2 separate regions of the Homo sapiens genome follow, and region 2 is linked to region 1. The links are chromatin loops, found by intact Hi-C in ENCODE. Cell type or tissue: PC-3. All regions are shown on one strand. Region 1 overlaps STIM1 (stromal interaction molecule 1). Region 2 overlaps STIM1 (stromal interaction molecule 1).

What was found. A loop is a pair of places that touch in the nucleus more often than their neighbours do. Peaks named below come from ENCODE experiments on the same cell type or tissue, not always from the same donor. Only the 100,000 strongest peaks of a DNase experiment are listed, where the experiment ranks them.
Region 2: it touches region 1 in a loop (2.8-fold over the local background); 3 of 110 quality-filtered maps call a loop at or near these places.

The regions. Positions count from the first base shown.
Region 1 is chr11:3,901,337-3,909,336 of GRCh38, forward strand. All of the region lies in intron 1 of STIM1 (stromal interaction molecule 1), which reads left to right. Among named protein-coding and RNA genes, the nearest start is that of PPIAP40, 12 kb to the left of the region's middle. RefSeq lists an enhancer at 2,243-2,537 and a silencer at 2,243-2,537. In PC-3, no CTCF peak of the experiment used is centred here; DNase peaks (open chromatin) are centred at 3,045, 3,855, 4,265 and 5,025; H3K4me3 peaks cover 2,038 bases; H3K27ac peaks cover 3,511 bases.
Region 2 is chr11:4,058,385-4,066,384 of GRCh38, forward strand. It overlaps STIM1 (stromal interaction molecule 1), which reads left to right. Exons shown (of 13, transcript NM_001382567.1): 5 at 897-1,012. Among named protein-coding and RNA genes, the nearest start is that of RRM1, 32 kb to the right of the region's middle. In PC-3, no CTCF peak of the experiment used is centred here; no DNase peak of the experiment used is centred here; H3K27ac peaks cover 1,301 bases.

The sequences.
Region 1 (8,000 bases):
TGAACATGTAATCTTTTTTTATCCTCAAAAACCACCTATTGACATTTTGTTAGATACCAGTGTTCCACAGAACACCATTAGGTAAATGAACACAGTGTGGTCCCCTGCTTTTCTATTAGTATGACTTGGAGAAGTAGTATGGCCAGCTGTCCTTTAGTTGACAAGGTACCTCCATGGCTCCTTTTCAAAGAGAAAATGAGATACTTAATGACAGCTTATGTGTCAGAAAATCTCCTAAGTGTTTAACATAGATTACATCTTTGTGTTCACAATAGCTCTATGAGATTGCTGATATAGTTTTCTCCATGTTGTTGTTGTAGAAAGGTATAGATCTTGGTTAATCCACCAGTCCCTGGTTATGTCTCAGACTCAGTGGTAGGAGATTTAGCTAACTGAGCTTTTATTGTTTGCCTAAGCCTTCTTCATTTTTTTCTTTTGAGATAGCATCTCGCTCTGTTGCCCAGGCTGGAGTACACTCCAGCAGTGCAGCCACAGCTCACTGCACCCTTGACTTCCTGGGCTCAGGTGATCCTCCTGCCCCAGGCTCCAGTCTCCTGAGTAGCTGAAACTACAGGCACGTGCCACGATGCCCAGCTAATTTTTGTATTTTTTGTAGAGACGGGGTTTTGCCATATTGCCCAGGCTGGTCTCGAACTCGTGAGCTCAAGCAATCTTCCTGCCTTGGTCCCCCAAAGTGCTGGGATTACAGGCATGAGCCAATGTGGCTGGCCCCCAACATTTCTTAAACATTTATTGTTCTTGGGTAATGGAGATGTAGTGATGGAAAACCAGACACTGCCTCATGGAACTTAATCTAATAGAGATGATTAGATATGAGTGTGGAAGTATAAGTTACACATTGGGACTTTAGAGGTTAAGGGAAGGCAGATATTTTTATGAGTTACTGTAGCTTCCTGGGATGGTGTGACTTAACTAATCCCTAAAACTCTGTTTAAGTTTATATACTGCAGAAGCTTGGGAGGCATTTAGATTGGAAAATGACCTGAGTGAAAATAGGAGTGAGCAGAGAGCAGCGATCCCCAATCTTTTTGGCACCAGGGATCGGTTTCATGCAAGATAATTTTTCCACAGACCAGGGTGCGGGGTGGGGATGATTTTGGGATGAAACTGTTTCACTTCAGATCATCAGGCATTAGATTCTCATAAGGAGCACGCAACCTAGATTCCTCGCATGTGCAGTTCACAATAGGCTTTGCACTCCTGTGAGAACCTAATGCTGCCACTGATATGACAGGAGGCGGAGCTCAGGCAGTAATGCTCGCTTGCCTGCCGCTCACCTCCTGCTGTGTGGCCTGGTTCCTAACAAGGCACGGACTGGTACAGTCTGCAGCCTGAGGGTTGGGGACCCTTGGCATAGGGAATAGAATGCTCAGGAGAAGGTGGTATCCTGTACTGCTCTTAGGCATGACACCACCTGTGAGACTGCTGAAGGCGTTAATTTCTGGCCAGCTGAAGGTAGCATTGCCAGAAGGAGGAGCTGGGCAGATTGCAATTGGTGTTGTGGATAGAGGCAAAGGATCATAAATGATCGTCAGAAGGGAGCTGGTGGATTATGGAATGTGAAATGGGACAGGGCAACATTTCATATCTCAGGCTATGAATGACAGAGGGACTTGGAACCTGAACATGTTTATATATAATTTATTAAGTTCTTACCATGTGCCAGGTACTATTCTTTGCATTTTTAATGCTAAGCTTATTTAATTTTTATTAGTAGTTTATTCAGATTAGCTTATTTAATCTTTGTACCAACCCTATGAAAGTAGGTACTATTATTTTACTGTTTTAAAGATGGGAAAACTGAGGCCTAGAGAACTGAAATAATTTGCCCAAACTCACATGGCTAATAAGTGGTAGAGGTGGGATTCGGGCCCAGGTAATATGTTTTCAGTGTGCTTGTTCCTAATCACTCTGGTTTACAGTTTTAAGCAATGAGAAGTCATTATAGATTTCTGCCTAGTGAAGCAACTTGTTTGTAAGTATTGTGATGCAGGGCAATTTCCCAAGCCTTGATGGAAGGCAAGAAGACCAGCCACAGGGTGTTGTAGCAACCATCCCAGTTGCTTTGGAAGATGTATAAAGGTCTTGGAGTTATTTCACAAATTACTTCCTGAGATGGCTCTGTCAGTTGGCAGTCCTACCTGTCAGCTCAGCCCATTTTAGAAATCATTTTCCAAAGAATTTTAACCTTAAGGAAGCTCTCCTCTTTCTATTGAACAGGCTGTACCAGGCATAGGGGCCCCAGGAACCAGGTAGGAAATAGCTCTTGTGGGGTCAGTCCATCTGGAAGCATTTGCAAGAGGGGAAGTTGAAACTATTGAGACTTCCTGTTGTCATTAGAATTTGCTCTCCTGCTATAGGGGGAGTATCCCCTGTTAGGACTGATAGTCTGGTTGCTTATCTTGAGAGGCTGGGCAAGTGGGTTGGGGTGCAGAGATGTGAAAGACATAGTCTGTGTCCATGAACAACCTGCAGGTTACTGAGACACCCATAAACAAGTGCACTCTGTACAGTGTCACAAGTGCTACAATAGAGGTACATAGAAAATGTCCTGGGAAAGGCTGGGCTTGGTGGCTCACGCCTGTAATCCCAGCACTTTGGGAGGCTGAGGCGGGTAGATCACGAGGTCAGCAGTTCGAGACCAGCCTGACCAATATGGTGAAACCCCATCTCTACTAAAAATACAAAAATTAGCTGGGTGTGGTGGTATGTGCCTGTAATCTCAGCTAGACAGGAGGCTGAGGCAGGAGAATTGCTTGAACCCGGGAGGCAGAGGTTGCAGTGAGCCGAGATCGCTCCACTGTACTCCAGCCTGGGTGACAGAGTGAGACTCTGTCTCAAAAAAAAAAAAAAAAAAAAAAAGAAAATATACTGGGAGAGAAAGGAAGGAGGGTCTAAATACTTAGCAATATCAAAGATGCCACCCTGTAAGGATGACCAGGGTTGTGCCAGACAGAGTGCCCTGGAGCATATTCTGGGCAGTGTGACTGTGGAAGTGCATGGCATATTCAGTGAATGACGAGTTGTTCCCTGAACTGGAGTGTTGGACTACTTGGAGGGAGTGGCACGAGATGAAGCTGGGTGTGTGTGAAGGGCCAGATCCCGAATGACCTTGTATTTTATGGTAAAGAGCTTAAATCCTATTGGAGTTAAGCTTTACCGTCGATATTTAAGATGGGTGTGACATGACCAGAGTGTTTTTTTTAGGAAGACCTCTTATATGCCTGTGCTTAGAATGTATAGATTATAACTAGAGGCAGGGAAGGCAGCCAGAAGATTTGCAGTAGCAGATGATGAGGCTGGAACAAGGGTAGTGGTCATGGGGGTTGATTTAAATTGTGTGACGGAAGGATGAAGGAGGCAGTGTTAGGTGACTGGGCATTACTGTGATGCTGTTAACACATGGAATACAAGAGAGAGAGCCGGGGAAGTTAATGCTGCTCTTGAGATGGTTATGGGTGATATCCATGAGAAAATATCTGGTAGTTGGGGGAGAAGACATGAGTTTTGGAGTTCCTGAGAGAGGTAGGAATAGACATGAGAGAATCATGAACTCTAAGAAATAGTAGAGACTGTAGAAGTAGATGAGATCACCTGAGTAAAATTTATAAAATGGGGAAAGAAAGGGGGTTAAGGATAGAGCAGAGAGGAACTCTGATATGTGTGGACAGAAAAGTTAGGGAGGGAGCCTGAGGAGGGGCAATCAGAGAGGCAAGAGAAAGTACTGTCTGGGAAGCCAGGAATGAGAAAAGTTTCTAAAAGAAAGCAATAGTGTCTGTTGCAGCAGAGAACAGGTAGGGTGAGCCTGAAATGAGGCTACTGAGTCATTGGTGACCATGGTGACAGCAGTTTCAGTGGAGGGGTGGGGACAGAAGCTAGACTGCTGTGGCTTAGGGAGTCAGTATGAGGCAAAGATGTAGAACAAAAGACTTTTTTGAGAAATATAGTTGCGAGGGAAGGAAGGAAAGAGGGTGGTATTTTGAAGAGGCAGCAGAGGAGGCAGGTTCAAAGATTTTTTTTTTTTTTTAAAGGTGGAGGGGTGGAGTGGAGACCTGAGCTGGTATAGGTTGTGGGGAGAAGAGATTGAGAAATGTAGCCAGTGAAGGTGCCACATCTCCCTGAATACTTCATACTATTGTGGGAGTCTTAAACTGTGCTGCTCTGCTGAAGCCTGCGGTCACTAGAGCATGGGGCAGACAAGGGAGACCTTGTCATTCATAAGTAATCATTGCACCATTTATTGAGTAACCGCTGCATGCCAGGCATTTTTCTAGATACATTAGACACATCTCTGATGCTCACCACAGTTCCCAGAAGTGAGTATTGTCCCTATTTTCCAAATGCAGAAACAGATGAGTTAAGAAACATTCAGCTAGTTAGTGGTGGAGCCAGTTTCAGCCAGGTTTCTGGAACTGCATGATGTATTCTTTCTGCTTCCCAGTGCTATTTTTTTTCCATTAAATGGAGCTTAATGTTGAAACTCTAAAGAGGGCCCTTGCAGGGGGCAGGGTGGGTGGCCTAGAGGGACAAAGGTAGAGTTCTGGGGCTAGTGCTAGCCTGGAGGGAACATGACTTAATATCTGGGATGAGGGAGGAGGGTCTTGGTCTGGCCTTGCTCTACCTTTTCTTTACTTACCAGTGGCTCTGGTGGTTTCAGGCTTTTACTCTATTTTTCTGCATCTTTCTGTAACTTCTTACCAGGGCCCCTGAGGCCCTAGCTGCTGTGTGCTATGGACTGTTACAGAGGAAAAAAAGAATCAGCTTCCAGGCCCAGAGGGGCTTATCCTTTTTGACAAACTACTCGTGAGGAATTGCTGAGCTGTAGGATGCACTCTCTTTGGCACAGTGGTAGGCTTCTTCCTAAGTATTTTTATTTGAGTTGAATAATTTTGATTCAGTGGAAAGAGCAAAACACTGAGAATTAGAAGACATGATTTCCAGTCTAAGAGATGAACTAGGTTACCTCAGGCGAGTCATTCTCCCTTTGCATATTTACTTGATGTAAGGTAGGGACTGTGTTTTACTCATCCTTGTATCCTGAGCAGCTAGCATATGCCCTGACTGAATAGGTGTCCTGAATAAGTTTATTATGGAGCTAGTTAATCTGCTCTTCTATTAAATGAGAAAATTGGACCTTTTGATTTCCAAAGATTTGCCAATTCTAAAGCGTATTGTTCTGTGAGGGCTTATGATGTTTTAATTATAAAATAATATATACTGTCACTTAGCACCTACTATTTGCTAGGCATTGTGTGAGGTTCTTTACATATTTATTTTATTTAGGTGATTTAAAAAAATTTAAATTTTGTCTAGGTGCTTTAGAAATACTATGGTCCCTTAGGCTATAAGCTCCATGAGGATAGTACCAGTGCCTGTTCACTGCTGTAACCCTAATGCTGAGCACAGTGCTAGGCATGTAATGGATGCTCAGTAAGTTTTTGTTGAATAAAGCAATAAGTAGATGTCTTACCATCGATAAGATAACAATCTTTTAAGATAGGTACTATTAGTACCATCGTATAGATAAGAAAATTGAGGGTAAAAGGTCACAGAACTAGTAAATGGCTGAGAGAGAGAAGATTCAAACCTAAATCCAACTCTAAAATTGGTACCTTTACTACTTAACACCAGCGTGCCTTCACTTATCTGATGTTTTAATTGCAAATTTGAAAAGAAGGACAACAGTAAAGAAGGATACAAGATCAGAAAATCAAATTTTTCTTGAGGGGTGGGGACAGGGTTAGAGGTTGGGCACTGAAGTTTAGAAGTTGGCAATTATCTCCAATACCTTAAGAATAAAAAGGGGTTTATAAGCTTGGGAAGCTGGGGGAAAAAACGAACAAAACGGGGTTATAATGGCAGTTACTATTCACTGGGAGCTTTGTTTATTGAATATCTCATGGCATTAAAAGTCCACTTACATAATTTTAACTATCATCTATTTATTGACAACTCAAATTTGTGTTTCCAGCTTAGATTTCTCCCTGAATTTTAGACTTGCATATCTAACCTCTTAATTAACATTTTAGATATCTAATAGGCATTTTAAATTTAACAAGTTTCACTTACATGGAATCTGTCAGCATATCCTGTCGGTTCTACCTTTAAAACAAATCCAACATTCAGATACTTTTCATTACCTCTGCACCTACCACCCTGATCCACGTTACCATCGTCTCTTGCCTGGTGAGATAATAGCCTAACTGATTGCCCTGCTTTTGCCCTTGCCTGTCTACAGTTTATTCTAAACAGGAAGCCGGAGTGATCCTTTCAAAACGTAAATCCAAATTATATAACTCTTCTGTTCAAAATTGTTCAGTGGCTTTACATATCTCTCAGGGAAAAAGCCAAAGCCCTTAGAGTGGCCCACAAGATCACATATGACTTGGCTCCCAGTTACTGTCTTAGCCTCATTTCCTCTCCACCTGCTCACCCTGCCCCACTGGCTTTCTTACCATTCTTTGAACAATAGAGACAGACATACTCTTGCCTCAGGGCCTTTGCATTGGTTCTTCCTTCTTACTCTAACTTTCTGCATGGCTCATGCCTTATTTCCTTCAGATCTTTTGGTCAAATTTCAACTCAGTGAGGCCTTATCCAATCATTCTATTTAAAAATAGCAATCCCTCCCCCACCACACACTGCAACCCCTTTCTCTATTTTTCATTACAGCATTTATCACCATCTGGCATATTTATTGGTCAGGCCTTTCACCTTGCACCCCCACTCCCTGTTAGTTCCATAAGAGCAGGGGTTTTTGTTAATGGCTAAATCCTCAGTGCTAGAATACTGACTGGTGCATATAGCATATACTTAGTAAATATTTGTTGACTGAATGAACAAATGATTGAATAACCTTTTTGGGCCTGGTATATTTCTTGATGCTTTATATATATTTGTTTACTTTTCTGCACAACAGTCTTGCAGGATACTACTATTATTCCCATTTTATGAATGGGGAAAGTTATTTGCTGGCCAGGCACGGCGGCTCACGCCTGTAATCCCAGCACTTTGGGAGGCCAAGGCAGGTGAATCACGAGGTCAGGAGATTGAGACCATCCTGGCTAACCCGGTGAAACCCTGTCTCTACTAAAAACACAAAAAATTAGCTGGGCGTGGTGGCGGGCGCCTGTAGTCCCAGCTACCTGGGAGGCTGAGACAGGAGAATGGCATGAACCTGGGAGGTGGAGCTTGCAGTAAGCTGAGATCGAGCCACTGCACTCCAGGCTGGGTGACAGAGCGAGACTCCATCTCAAAAAAAAAAAAAGTTATTTGCCAAGATTGCATGGCTAGAAAGTTTAAAGCCTAGGTTTATTCTGCTTAATACATTGTCAAGCTCAAATAAAATGTTATAGAAAGATGGCTTATGGCTTATAAATATTGTTGCTTTGCTGCTGAATGGAGTTTATAAACCACAAGCCTAGAAACCAGAAGAAAGCCGAAGTCTGAATTTCCTGAACTGGACATTGCTCATTCACTCACTTGGGAGCAAGCTGATATTTGTGACTGTGACATACCTGGAAGCCTAAAATACACCTGGAAAAAGGCCTTTGTGTGAGTTCTTCCTGTGCACCATTTGACCCATATTTGGCTTGCATACACAGAAAGTGAGGGGGGTTTTATGATGATTTGGAAGTTTTTCTCCCCTACCACCCCAGAGAAAGACCTTCTTTCCCTAGTTGGGGATAGTACTAGTGTTACTTTGGGCCAGTTGCTTCATGTCACTTTTCTTTCCTGAGTTGAGTGCCAGCCAAGGCCAGAGTGCAAATCATTCCCAAGGTATACTGGGGTATGACTTTCTCTTTGGTATGGTGACTGGGGAGGCCAAGGCCAGAGCTGATCTCAAAGTAAGATGAAACTGGGGTCAGTGATGTCTCCAGGGTAAAATGAGGGTGGGTTCAAGTGCCGTCCTAATAGAGCTTTGTCATTTCAAGGATTCTGTCAGAAAGAAGGTGAGAGAGAATAAGGTCTGGATCCAA
Region 2 (8,000 bases), 160 kb after region 1:
GTATGCTCAGACAGGAGTATAAATCACACTGTGATGTCAGAAGCTTCTTTTCTAGCTGGAGAAATAAAGCTATGCATCAGAAAAGAGCACCAATCTTATAGAGTAGTATAGAATTAAGTGCTTACTTGTGGGACCTAGACCAGTGGTTTTCAACCTTTCATATCTTTTACCCCCCTCCTCTTATATCCACTGTGTTCCAGCAGAAGAGAAACAAAGTTCCATTTTTCCTAGGTCATTTTCTTGTTCACAGGCTTTCTCTTATTAAAGTTATCACTGACAGTATGGGTGGAGGTCATAAAAAATTACAGTAATTTTATTGGAGGTAACTTGTATTGCAGTGACTCAAATACAAGCTAACAGGACTAATTCCATTTTTGTCATCAGTGGTTAATTAAAATTTTTTTTCCTTTTCTATATTTCATTTCAATAGCACATTAGCAGGTTTATATATAATGACAGTGAGTTTAGATTAGGATAATTCATAAATCCCAGAATCACTGGGTCATATGACATGACAGTTTGACCTGGGCTGCACAGGAAATGCATTTATAAATGGTAGGAGGTGGGGAAAATATGTAGAGGATAAACCCTGGAAGGAGAAGCACAACAGAAAATTTAGTTGGGTGTGGGAATGGTCACAGACAGGTAATCCTTAGAGGATAGGGTGCTTAGAAGTTGGTGGATATGGGGAGAGGGCTGAACAAATTCTTGGTAAATGTTATGTGTCTCTCCATATACCCTGTTGAGACCCAACTGGTATAGACTCTGTGTTCTAGAGTGCAGAGGGGAGCAATCACCAAGAGCTAGAAGTGTTCCTGGGGGAGGCGGGTAATCCTACCAGGATCCTTCCTGGCTTTACTGGGAGGGAACTGATCTGCTACTCTTTGCCTCAACAGGCTGGCTGTCACCAACACCACCATGACAGGGACTGTGCTGAAGATGACAGACCGGAGTCATCGGCAGAAGCTGCAGCTGAAGGCTCTGGATACAGTGCTCTTTGGGCCTCCTCTCTGTGAGTCTTGTGTTGAGAAGGGCTACTGCTGTGCCATGGAAACCAAAGCTGTTGTAGTGGATAGGCTAAGGCTAAGGCTCTGGGTCTCCTAGGCACACCTGCAAGATAGCACCTATACTATTTCCACTGGTATTAAGGTATGAAAGAGTCTTACATTTTAGTCCAGACACGTAGCAACATGCATTCATTAAATACTTTAAGGAAATATCTGCATTGTGCCAATGCTGTGCTGGACCCTGTAGGAAGACCTGGAATGAATCATGTTCTGCCCTGAAGGGACAACATGAGTGTTCTGTAGAGGTACACAGTACTTCTGAGGCCCAGATGAGGGCTAGTGAAGGTATCCTATAGACAAGGTGACATGTTACCTCTGCCTTTAAGGGTGGATAGAGCTTTATTCTATGGAGGTGGCAGAATAGGACATTCTAGGCAGAGTAAACAACCTGAGCAAGAGTACAAAAGCTAAAATATGAAAAGTATGCTCAGGGATAGAAGTAACCCCCTATGGGCTGAAAGCTTTTTACCTGTTACCTACTTCTATATTTCATTTCAATAGCATATCAGCAGGTTTATATATATATAATGACAGTGGGTTATTGTAGACATGTAGAGTGCATGAACTGATTAATGAACATCTTTGTATTATTGAATGACCAAGGAGGACTAAGTGGGTTTTCACTGAAGCAGTAGACACACTCAGGCCTAAGAAAGGGTGGTCTCTTCAGCCAGGGTCTAGTTGAGAGAATTAGGTTGTTCAGTCTCTACAGATCTATGTGGTAGGAACGGCCAGCCTGTAATCCTTTTTCTAATTCTAAGTTAACCAAGGGGGAGCAAAAAGTAGTGAGATTTCTTGGAAAACTATTTTCAACCAAACAGGATCTTAGGGCCCACTTCCTGCCCTTTGGGAATGGCTGGCCTCGATTTAGGGTGCCAGCAGAAGAATGCTATTGAACCAGGAAACAGTCCAGAGAAGCAGCTGGCAGGCAAGGTCAGAGGCCATATAACATTTCCCTGTCTGTGAATATGGCTTGGCTAATGTGCAAGTTGATGTCTCAATACAAGTGGATCCATACTTTTTGAAAGTATGAAACAGAGCAACCTGGGAGAAGACTAATGTTTCCACTTCCTTTGCCACCTTTTTTTTGGGGGAGTGGAGGGTTCTAGGACACATTTTACTCACCTTCATTGGTAGGTTTTGAATAACGACACAGTGAATGGTTCTACTCTTTATGTAAGGCGTAGTCTCTGTATTGAGCAATGGCCTTCCAGTCATTCACTAACCTTTACTGAGCACATTCTATGTACCAGCATAATCGGCAGGGTCCCTGCTCTCCAGTACTTCTATCTAAATGGAGATAGCTATGTCAACAAATATAGTAAAGTGTCAACAAATATAGTAAGTGTTATAGCTATTATGTAAGTCTTTCCAGAGTTCAACTGGGGGCACAAACTAGGGAGGAGTTTCCTATTGGAGTCCAGGGAAACTTTATGGAGAAAGTAATTCTTGAGCTGAGTCTTAAAAGATGAGAAGTGGCCTTATTAAACTCTCCCTATGTTAACAGCTTACACATCTCTTTGTATACACCAACAAGGACACTTATACCCAACTATAAAAGCTAGGCTACTTTTGCAGAGGTTCTCCTCTGTCACCACCATGCAAGGGGAAGCTTTCAGCAGCCTGAAAGTCTTCCTTAGCCTTGTAATATATATTATCAAGCTTTATCTGTATCAAAATCAGATTTATCATGTCTGAAAGGATACAGTAGAAACTGCAGGTTAAAGCAGTCAAGGATTTTATCTGAAAAAATCAGCTAGCATGGGAACCAGAATGCTGGGGACATGGTACTGGGTCCAGGATATCAGAACCAACAAGAGGGGCCCTGGTGGAGCAGGTTGGACTGATACCAGGACAGGGGTATTCTTCTCTTAGGCTTATTGCATGTAGCCCATGTGCTGCATGTGATCTAACTTAAGGAAGGCCAGAGATCAGCAGGAAAACTATCTTCCTGAGATAGGCAGAACACAGGTACTGAAGCTAAGAATATACTTCACACTGACTGGGATACTTATAATAATAATAGTTTTTAAAAATGGAAAACTTGTGTTGGCGAGGGTATAGAGAAATTGAAACCCTGTATATTGCTGGTGAGAAGGTAAAACGGTTCAGCTACTGTGTAAAATAGTCTGGTGGTTTCTCAGAAATTAGACACAGAGTTACCCTAGAACCTAGCAATTCCACACTTAGGTATATATGCAAAGAATTGAAGACAAGTACTCAAACAAGTACATGTACATGCATTTTCATAGCAGCACATGTCACAAGAGCCAAAAAATAAAACAACCCAACTGTCTATTAATAGATGAATAGATAAATACATTGTGGTGCAATGGAATATTATTCACCTATAAATGGAATGAAGTTCTGATACATGCTACAATGTGGATGAACCTGGAAAACATTATGCTAAATGAAAGAAGCCAGACACAAAAGATCACATATTATATGATTCTGTTAATATGAAATGATTAGAATAGATAAATCCACAGAGACAGAATGTAGACTAATGGTTGGCAGGGGTTGGTGGGAGGAGGGAATGGGGAGAAACCGCTTACTGGTAAAAAATTTTACTGTAGAGTGATGGAAATATTTTGGAACTAGATAGAGGTAGTGGTTGCATAACATCATGAATGTGCTATATGCCACTGAATTGCTTACTTTAAAATGGTTACTTTTATATTATGTGAATTTTACCTCAAATTATTTTTTAAAAAGCATATACAACAAAAGAAAGAATAGATAAATTGGACTTCACCAAAATAAAAAAGTTTTATACTTCAAAGAATGTACCAAGAAAGTGAAAAGACAACCCACAAAGTGGAGAAAGTATTGGCAAACATTTTTCTGACAAGGCTCTACTATCCAGAATACATAAAAAATTCTTGCTAGGTACGGTGGCTCATGCCAGTAATCCCAGCACTTTGGGAGGCTGAGGTGGGCAGATCACCTGAGGACAGGAGTTTGAGAACAGCCTGGCCAACATGGCAAAACCCTGTCTCTACTAAAAAAATACAAAAATTAGCCGGGTGTGGTGGCACATGACTGTAATCCTAGCTACTCAGGAGGTTGAGGCATAAGAATTGCTGAAACCTGGGAGGCAGAGGTTGCAGTGAGCCAAGATCGTGCCACTGCACTCCAGCCTGGGTGACAGGGTGAGACCCTCTCTCAAAACAAACAAACAAACAAAAAATGGACAAAGGATTTGAACATATTATTTGTATAGTCCACAGTTCAATGGCCAATATACACCTGAAACAATGCTCAACATCATTATCAGGGCAATGCAAATCAAAACTACAATGAGGTAACACTTTTTACCCACTAGGATATAATAAAAAAGACAGTAACAAGTGTTGGTGAGGATGTGTTGAAATTAGAATAATAGCCAAAAAGTGGAAACAACTCAAGTGTCTGTCAGTTGATGAATGGAAAAAAAATGGTATATACATACAATAGAATATTAATCAGTCACTAAAAGGAATGAAGTACTGATATATGCTACAATGCGGATGAACCTTGAAAACATGCCAAGTAAAAGAAGCCAGTCACAACAGGCCACATATTATATAATTTTGTGAGTTCACTTATATAAAATGCCCAGAACACACAAATCCATAGAGACAGAAAATAGATTAGTGGTTTCTGGGGCTGGGGGTGGGGGCAGTGGGAAATAGGAAGTGACTGCTAATAGATATGGCATTTCTTTTTGGGGTAATGATAATATTCTAACATTAATTTTGCCAGTGGTTGCACAACCTTGTGAATATAGTACAATCATTGAATTGCCCATTTTAAGAGAGAGACTTAGAATTTTAGGGTCTGTGAATTATATCTTAATAATAAATATATACATGCATACCTTGTTTTATTGTGCTTTGCCTTACTGCACTTGGCAGATAATTGCATTTTTTACAAGTTGAAGGTTTGTGGCAATCCTGTGTTGATCAAGCTGTTGGTACCATATTTCCAAAAGCATGTGCTCACTTTTGAGTCTCTGTGTCGGAATTTTTAAGCAATAAGTTATTTTTAAATTAAGGCACGCACACTGTATTTTTAGACATAATGCTATTATACACTTAATAGACTACAGTATAGTGTAAACATAACTTTTATCACTGGGAAACTAAAAAATTTTTGTGACTCACTTTATTGCTATATTAGCTTTATTGCAGTGGCCTCAAACTGAACTTGCAGTGTATCCGAGGTATGCCTGAACAGCTTTTTTTGTAGCTCCTGGATTTTTATTCAGACAACTTGTTTGAAGTTTGGGGAAGAACCCTGTATTGGCAGGTGACCTTGGTCCCTTTTCAAAATTGCCACTCACTGTGTGACCTTGGGTAGTCACTTTTCTCAGGTGTGTTTTATGATTTGTATCAGGAGATTCCTCCCTACAGTTCCTTTCAGCTGTGACATTTTATGATTTTTGGGAGGAACTTCTTCCTCAATAAGGGTTCTGTGTAAAAGACAGGAGGTCTGTTCCTTCCTGGTGTCTGCATCCTGTATTTTTAGGACTTCTGTGCTTGGTCCTTGCCTTATTAAGTGAGCTTTGGCAATTCAGTTCTGCCTAGATTTGGGTTTCCTTATCTGTAAAATGGGTTTGTTCATTAAAGGTTCTTACTGGTTCTCTCATTCAAGGATTCTGATAGAGCTGGGTATACTCTTGGAAGCTAAGGTTTTAGAAATCAGCAGCTGTCCTGATGGCAAATATTGTTTTTATATTTTTCTACTGATGCTTGTCAAAGGAAATATTTGAAAATCGCCGGCTGGAATCTGAGGAAAATACTAAGGAGCTCTTTGCCAGGAGACTTCTGAAAGGGGTAGGGACATGCCTGCTGGGTGTTTACAAAAAGTCCCTTGATCTGTGCCCCTCTAGACTTTATTTCCCCTCTGAGCATGGACTAAAAATCCCTATTTCAGTTCTATTCTTTAATACCCATTTAGGAGGCCTGTACTGGCTCTGACCTGTATTCTGAACTTAGGATGAGTTCTTAAGGCTGAGTGAGCAGACACTTAGACCTCATCATCAGTCATTTAGCACACAAACACCCCAGAGAACCTAGACTTGTTACAGCTGTGAGCTATGGCCACCTTACTGAGCTATAATAAAAATTCTGTTATTGGTCTGAGGCTTGACATATCTTCAATTAAAGGTTTGTCATGCAGTAGCCAAGAGGGTCTGCTGAGGGAACAGGTGCCATCTGTCCACAGCAGCCTCAGAACTTGGGAAGAGGGAAGAGGGAAGAGGGATCAGACTGGCTCAGCAGAGGGCCACCTCAAGGTCCATTTTCTGACAGTAGATGGCATGCTTAATCCTCCCCATGTGACCACAGAGTAGCACACTGCCCTTTAGGATCTTTTTCACTCTACAGAGTTGGCTCTGGGTTTACAGGCCCATCTAGGGCTCGCCAAACAGTACCAGTTTGCAGATGTTAGGTGTGTTTGGAGATGTTAGGAGATGTTATCCATCTTCTACTTCCATTAGAGGAAACAAGATATAATAAAGAGTTCCAGCTTTGAAATCAAGCTGACCAGCTCTATCACTCAGTAGCTTTGTGACCTTGGACACATTTCTAAGGTTCTCTGTGCCCCAATTTGCTCTAAATAAATGGTAGCTACTATTTTTAATTTTTAATGTGTGCCTACAGTGTGCTTAGTCCTGGGCTAGGGGCTAGCATGCCCTTTGTGCTTTCAGCAGGAATATTGAGAAAAGTGCAGGGAGGCCTACAGAATAATTGTTGCGGGTCAGGGGCAGTTGGAGATAGGAAAAGAAAAGACTATGCCTCATCTTCCTTCTTCATTGGCTCAGAAAATAGGGGAAAGTCCCCAGTGAGCAGGAGTGGTTGCTTTTCTGGCAAAGCTCACTCTGATCTCTGTACCTGCATCCTTACCCTCTCTCTCTTTTCTGTTATGGTCCAATTTGCCCTTCAAGCTTTCTCCAGGATGTTTTTCCATCCTTTTACAGGCATGCTCAACTCTTTCCTCTTATTCTCCTGTAGGAACCCACAGCCCTTTGTACTTTTTTTTTTTTTTTGATAACAATATGTCTCTCTGCCTTTTATCCTTTAAACTGGGAACTCCTTGATGAAAGAATTTTGTTCATCTGTCATCAGCACCCAGCTTAAGATCTAGCCAGAATTAAGTGCTGGGAGATGTGTGCTAGAAGTTATATGGAAGGAGGCTGGGCCTCTCCAGACTACAGAAGTGAGGGGATTTGGGAGAAGAATCTGGCCCAGCTTGGTTTTGGGGAGAAATGCTATCTATGGAGTACCTGAATAGCTGAGGCATTTAAAGCATTTGTTGGGCTATAACTAGAAGGGAGGGGGGCCCATGAGTAGCTCTTACACGTTAAACAGACATCCCAGCACAGAAGGCTGTGTAAATGACAAAAGAAATTCCTACTACATATTTTGGCAGTGAGGGATGAATATCTATATCTGCCAGGGTATTGTGTGAAGTGGACAGGGTGGAGAGAATAGATTGGGAGAAGGGATTCCAGAAGGTGATAATGATTGGATGCTCACTTTCTCAGTGCTAACTTGTACCCTGAAAATTCTTATTATTACCCCTGACTTTGTTAACATCTCAGTATCTCATTTTTTTACAACCACTTCCCTTGTCTCAGGCCTGATGGTGTTAATAGTTGACCTCATTTTGCTAAAATCTAATTGCAGCACACAGACTGGGAATTCTGCCATCCTCTGGTTCCCCCAGTCCCAGCCAGCTTCCCTGGGTTAGCTCTGTTCACCTAGCCAGCCACATCTGTTCTCCTGAAACCTCCATGGTTACTCTGCCCTGGCTATGGTTACTGAGTGCAAGGTAGATTCTGAGAGCTGAGTTTGTGTAGGGGTTGTGCGATGCAGCTGGCCATGCTCTTTTTGTCTCCAGGAGCTGGCATTTGCCCTCTATATGCACTTTGTATTGTAGCTCCCT